2 separate regions of the Homo sapiens genome follow, and region 1 is linked to region 2. Evidence: chromatin contacts called from ENCODE Hi-C or POLR2A ChIA-PET data. All regions are on one chromosome and are shown on one strand. Each heading gives the region's core, a stretch centred on a gene start or an enhancer-like site at or near the end of the contact. The rest is flanking DNA. Distances are from core to core; before and after follow the strand shown. Region 1 holds the start of EFCAB10 (EF-hand calcium binding domain 10). Region 2 overlaps ATXN7L1 (ataxin 7 like 1).

Region 1 (3,241 bases), core at 135-2,634, 110 kb after region 2:
AGGGTGCGGAGGCAGCAAATGTTACAGATCCTGGTGGTGTTCGAGTTCAAGGCGGTAAATATGCAGCAGATCGTAACCATTATAGACGCTATCCACGTCATAGGGGTCCTCCACGCAATTACCAGCAAAATTACCAGAACAGTGAGAGTGGGGAAAAGACCGAGGGATCGGAGAATGCTCCCGAAGGCCAGGCCCAACAATGCCGGCCCTACCGCAGGCAAAGGTTCCCACCTTACTACATGCGGAGACCCTATGGGTGTCGACCACAGTATTCCAGCCCTCCTGTGCAGGGAGAAGTGATGGAGGGTGCTGACAACCAGGGTGCAGGAGAACAAGGTAGACCAGTGAGGCAGAATATGTATCGGGGATATAGACCACGATTCCGCAGGGGCCCTCCTTGCCAAAGACAGCCTAGAGAGTACGGCAATGAAGAAGATAAAATCAAGGAGATGAGACCCAGGGTCAGCAGCCACCTCAACGTCGGTACCGCAGCAACTTCAATTACCAACGCAGATGCCCAGAAAACCCTAAATCACAAGATGGCAAAGAGACAAAATCAGCCAATCCACCAGCTGAGAATTCGTCTGCTCCCGAGGCTGAGCAGGGCGGGGCTGAGTAAATGCCGGCTTACCATCTCTACCATCATCCGGTTTAGTCATCCAACAAGAAGAAATATGAAATTCCAGCAATAAGAAATGAACAAAAGATTGGAGCTGAAGACCTTAAGTGCTTGCTTTTTGCCCGTTGACCAGATAAATAGAACTATCTGCATTATCTATGCAGCATGGGGTTTTTATTATTTTTACCTAAATATGTCTCTTTTTGGTAATAACAAACGTGTTTTTTTTAAAAAGCCTTGTTTTTCTCAATACGCCTTTAAAGGTTTTTAAATTGTTTCATATCTGGTCAAGATGAGATTTTTAAGCACTTTATTTTTAATTTGTAATAAAAGTTTACAACTTGATTTTTTCAAAAAAGTCAACAAACTGCAAGCACCTGTTAATAAAGGTCTTAAATAATAATAATAAAAAGAACTCTCCACTGGGCACCCTCAAAATTGCACAAGTTCCTTCTGTTATTAGTTCATGCTGAGTTGTGATGCCAGCACTTCAAGCCTTGTTAATCATTGGATCAACAAGTACCGAGCTAGGTGCTAGAGAGAGATGGAAAAAGGCACCTGGGCCCAGCCCTAAGCCTGGATCGCGGACAGTGACGTTGGTCCACACCTCACCTGCCCTCTCTGCCCTGCTACATGCCCCAGGCTTGCCCTGAACCGTGAGCTCTAGAAATTCCAGGTCCGGGTCGCAGCCACAGGGCAGTCAGGCGTGTCACGTGACCGCGCCGGGTAGAGGGAGACAGAGTCGCACGGCTGAGACGCCAGGCAGTCGCCTAGCAACAGCGGGACGCGGAGCGATGGAGACCAGCAGCAGGGAGCTCCAAGCCGCGGAGTATTTGGAAAAGCATCAGATCAAGGAGGTGGTTAGCTACCTCACCAGCGCCCTCCTTTTCTTTCGGCCGGGTAAGGGCCCCCATGCCCCGGTACAGCCATACCTCCATGTGGGGTTCGCTTCCCACACGAAACCCCCCTCTTACACATTCGCTTTCCACTGCCTCCCAGCCACGTGAGCCCTTCTGCTGTTGATTAACTCTGCGGCCTTCAATAAAAGTCCCTCAGGCTGCAGTACAATGGCGTGATCTCATTTCACTACAACCTCCACCTCCTGGTGGCGATTCTCAGGGGCGATTCTCCTGCCTCAGCCTCCTGAGTGGCTGAGATTACAGGCGCCCGCCACCATGCATGGCTAATTTTTGTATTTTTAGTAGCGACAGGGTTTCGTCATGTTGGTCAGGCTGGTCTCGAACTCCTGACCTCAGGTGATCTGCACGCCTCGGCGCCTCAAAGTGCTGGGATTGTAGGCGTGAGCCACCGCGCACGGCCAAAGTTTTTAATCTGGCAACTAAACAATTGATAGGGTAGGATAGAAGATGTTCTAGAGGGGATCGCTTTTCCTGACTTTTTTTACACATCTGAACCCCCTACAAAATTTGAATCGTTTTGTAATTTGGGAGTGGTGTGTCATTTAAAAGTTATATTTAGGTGAAAATGGTTTTATGTCCTCCCCAGGGTGCAGAATTGTAATTTGCCGACCTCCATATGGAGCGTCCGAAATGCCAAAATTGTCCATTTGCTTCTGTGTAAGGAAGTGGAAATACCAAACATTCCAATTTTGCCAAAAAACACCCAACCAATATCATGTATAGGAGACAGAGTTCTTGCTAGTTGTTTTAAAGTATTAAAACAAATATTAGAAAGAAAAAAAAAGGCCGGGCACGAGATGGCGCCACTGCAGCCTGGGCGACAAAGCGAGATCCTATCTCAAAAATAAAAATAAAAATAAAAAATAGGCCAGGAGCAGTGGCTCAGGCCTGTAATCCCAGTACTTTGGGAGGCCGAAGCGGGTGGATCACTTGAGTTCAGGAGTTTGAGACCAGCCTGGCCAACATGGTGAAACCTCGTGTCTGCTACAAATACAAAAAATTAGCCGGGTGTGGTAGCGCATGCCTGTAATCCCAGCTATTCGTGAAGCTCCTTGGGGGCGGTGACTCACGCCTATAATACCAACGCTCTGGGAGGCTGTGGTGGGCAGATCACTTGACTTCAGGAGTTCATAGACCAGCCTGGGCAACATGGCAAAACCCCATCTCTATTAAAAATAAAAAAACTTAGCTGCACGTGGTGGTGCGTGCCTATAATCCCAGCTACTCAAGAGGCTGATGTGGGAGGATCACGTGAACCTGGGAGGCGGAGGTTGCATTGAGCGGAGATTGCTACTCAAGCCAGGTGACAGAGTAAAACACCTTCTCAAAAAAAAAACTAAAAATAAAGACAAATGTTAATTTTCTTCATCATAACAAGGGATATATTATGTTACATTCGTTATATAAAATATTTGTCAACATTTATTTTTAAATTTCATTTTTATTGAAGTGGATGTATGGGGTTTAAAAATTGAAAAGTACTCCAAAGCTTATAATAACAGCATTCCTGTTGCTATCCCCAGCTTCTGCACAGAATAATTTCAACTCTTTTAGCAATATTCTTTGCTATTTATCTTGAGATTTCTAAATAACAGGCCTATATTGCTGCTGCTTAATGTTTTTCCCTCTAGGTTAGATACTAGCTTTATGCTGTGGAAGATGAAAATGCGCCTTTCTTAAACACACACCTCATACACCTGTT
Region 2 (3,287 bases), core at 58-2,557:
GTGAGCCAAGATAGCGCCATTGCACTCCAGCCTGGGTGACAGAGCCAGACTCCATCTCAAAAAAAGAAGGAAGGAAGGGAGGGAGGGAGGGAGGGAGGAAGGAAGGAAGGAAGGAAGGAAGGAAGGAAGGAAGGAAGGAAGGAAGGAAGGAAAGAAAGAAATTCATCCAGCATGTCCCTTTCTTCTCCTATGGGATTTACCAACTGACAAATTCTAGTGCTCCTGCCATCACCCCCACATGTGCAGCAAAGCCTCCACATTTGCAAAATCTAAGTCAATCTCTAAAAGATGCTTCGAGGAAGCACCCAGTTCCTTCTGCTAATAACCGCAGTGTGTCATGTGACACCTCCCCCTCCCCCAACCAGTTCTCTCTGAAAACTACCCACCCACCCCACCAATAAAGTAGCATGACGTCTGTCCTTCAGCTGCCAATATCTACATTTCCTTCAAGGTGGTAATCTTTTGCTTTTGTAATTTAAGTTCTTTTTTATTCGTAATTGTTACCCAATTGCTTTGGGGCTTGCATAAACAGTTAACAAAAACACCCGCACGAGGCAGCCGGTTCGCTTTCTGTGCTTGTTGTTCTTGGCACTGGGTCAGTTCTATGAACTTCTGGTGTCCAACTGGTAGGACCTGAAACTCCGTGTTTAACAAGTGCGTGTAGTCAAAACAGTTGGCGTGTGCAAGCGCGGATAGCTGGTATTGACTGCAGCTGGTCAGCCGTCGGGCTGTGCACCGTGCAGAATACCGTATCACGTTGCTCTGTTTGGGGCTGGGCTTTTGTTGTTGTTTAGTCGTTGCGATTTTTTTCCCTCCTTTTTCTTTCTCTCTCTCTCTCTTTTTTTTTTTCTTTTTTTTTTTTTTACTGACATCCGTGCTAATGTGGATCGCTTCAGGTTCCAAAAGTACAACATGTTTACAGTCGTCGTAGCATCAGATTAAGTTGGCAGCCTGAGTCTCTCTGTAAGTGGTTTTAGTTTACATTTCTTCTTCTAGCAGGATGTTTTGCATAATTTTGCTGATCCTAGGTTATTTATAGACTTTTTTTTGAAGAAACGGGGATGCATAAGAGTTTCTGTTCCAACTGTGGAAAGTGAAATTTGTTTCTCCACTTAGAGAAACGGCGGTGTATGTGCAGCAGAGGGTTATTTTAGCTCTTGATGATTAATTTCTTAGGGGTCACTTAATAACGTTCCCGAGAGTCCTAGGACGTGTTGTTTTCCTTTAGTCGTTCACAAACGGAGTAAAATGAAAGTAATGATGCCATTTCCTCTGGGGCGCTCCTCGAGGGTGGATGCAGTGATTGGGTATTGTTTCAAACGTCTGAAATGAGTTTACAGCGGTTGTTTTGTCAAACTCCTGGGAGCAGTGGCATTTGGTGACCCAAAACATGCCCAAGGGCTGGTCTGCAGGACTCAGAGTCACGGGGGAGGGGGACGGAGGAAGAACAGACACAGGGAAGTTACTGGACCTTAGTTTGTCCCCACCTAAATGACAGTGATATGCAGACATTTATAACATTTTTAAAAGGATGATTGACTGCAAGATGGCATATGGGCTCATGCTTTATCTGTGTGATTTTCTGGCCTGGTGGTAGCATCTTTGGGGGCCCGTGTGCATGTTTGAGTAAGAACTAAAGCTTAGCGAAAACACTAAGCCGGAATTAGCACTCTATAAAAGGGTTTCCCGTAATATTTACTAGAACAGTTGGCTAAAAATTGCCGTGCTTGTCCCACTGAATGGCTGTGTAATTAAATCAGCCCTTGATATCGTACCTTGAGCACCTCCCATCTCTGAGTCTGCCGCTCTTGGAATTTGCATGAGTAAGTAGCGCGTTCATCAGCATAATGAATGTGGAGTCCCAGTCTAATGGTCCGGGAGAACCTTGTAAATGAGACACTTCATTGTGCCTCGGGTTAAATATTTTAAACTAAACAAATCGCAAAAGAAGGAGAAGACGACAAACATCATTTAGGCCTCACGGAAGGCCTTCTGAGGAGCGGGTCTGCTTAGATCCAAGACCTTGAGTCCCACACAGATGGGTCCAACCCCACCCCCAGCATCACATGAATGAGAACGGACAGTGAAAACGGAAATTTCCAAGGTGGTAAATGTGACCATTAGGATGAGGCTTGACATAGTTCTAACTGCTGAGTGCTGCCAAGAGAGGCTTTCTTTTCTCCTCCATGTTTCTCTCATTCATATGAATGCTTTTTTTTGCTGGGCGCGGTGGCTCATGCCTGTAATCCCAGCACTTTGGGAGGCTGAGGCGGGCGGATCACCTGAGGTCGGGAGTTCGAGACCAGCCTGACCAACATGGAGAAACCCCGTCTCTACGAAAAATACAAAAATTAGCTGGGCATGGTGGCACATGCCTGTAATCCCAGCTACTCGGGAGGCTGAGGCAGGAGAATTGTTTGAACCCAGGAGGCGGAGGTTGCTGTGAGCCGAGAGCGCGCCATTGCACTCCAGCCTGGGCAACAAGAGCGAAACTCCGTCTCAAAAATAAAAAAAGAAGTGCCCTGTCTCCTTTAACCTTGCAGAGAATAATGATGAGGCTTCCTTGCTTTAGGCCTTTGACGTTTAGAGTCTGTCCTGTGCTTTCTCACACTGGCCCCACTGAGCTGGTGGGGGCCAAGTCCAGCCCTTTGGTCCTAGTAGGAAAAGCCTGGCTTTGGGGCCTGGCTCATACAGGGGAGCTGAGAAGCTAAAACTCGGGCTCGGACATGATCCATCGGACCTTCGCCTCCTCATGCCCCCATTTGCTCTGGGCTAACTGGCTATGACACGATGCTAAGGGACTCTTTGTTCTAATTTGATTCAAATCTGCCCCTGTGTGTGGGGCCTCTGTTCCACTTCCCCGTGCCTCCTCCGTATGTCTGGTTGGGACCGGGAGGACTTTCGGCCCACCTTCGTAAGGTGTCAAGCTTGAGGTGTGTGTTGGTTTGTATGCATCTCAGCTAGGAATGATTATGGGGGCTGCCCCCAGCTGTGTCAATCACCCCCACAGCCCAAGTGAATGGAAAGATGTGAAGAGAACCTATAGGCCTTTATGTTGGAGCTGGGAGGAGTGGCAGTAAATACTGAAAGGCTTTTGCATTTGAATGAGCTAAACCCTCCCACCCTGCCATCCTTGGGAAAGTAAAGGCCTTTCAGCTCTGTCTCCTAGAGCACGTTGCCCCTCCCAGGCCCTCCAGACATTGGCCTGCCAATATCTTAGAAACACCCTCCTTCCTCACTTTGATTCTTCCCTCCACCCCAGCCCCAGTGACATAGCTGCTGTTTAA

What was found. Hi-C counts contacts between places; a loop is a spot of excess contacts on that map. ChIA-PET counts read pairs that join two places held with the same protein, here RNA polymerase II (POLR2A). Pooled maps may share reads with other maps.
Region 1: a pooled map shows a loop between it and region 2 (2.2-fold over the local background). The contact joins the promoter of EFCAB10 here to the enhancer-like site in region 2. A Hi-C loop is called at or near these places in 2 of 50 pooled maps. POLR2A ChIA-PET finds 5 or more read pairs at or near these places in 3 of 52 experiments (GM12878, K562 and WTC11).

The regions. Positions count from the first base shown.
Region 1 is chr7:105,579,636-105,582,876 of GRCh38, reverse strand. EFCAB10 (EF-hand calcium binding domain 10) reads left to right here and starts at 1,384. Exons shown (of 5, transcript NM_001355526.2): 1 at 1,384-1,519. The coding sequence starts at 1,414. It also overlaps the pseudogene YBX1P2. RefSeq lists enhancers at 969-1,479, 1,480-1,992.
Region 2 is chr7:105,689,236-105,692,522 of GRCh38, reverse strand. The region is part of intron 3 of ATXN7L1 (ataxin 7 like 1); the gene reads left to right. Among named protein-coding and RNA genes, the nearest start is that of EFCAB10, 110 kb to the right of the region's middle. RefSeq lists enhancers at 570-1,245, 1,246-1,921, 1,922-2,597, 2,598-3,273, 3,274-3,287. Within about 2 kb of position 1,307, at least 33 of the 41 ENCODE cell types and tissues checked have a DNase peak (open chromatin) inside an H3K27ac peak, as active enhancers do.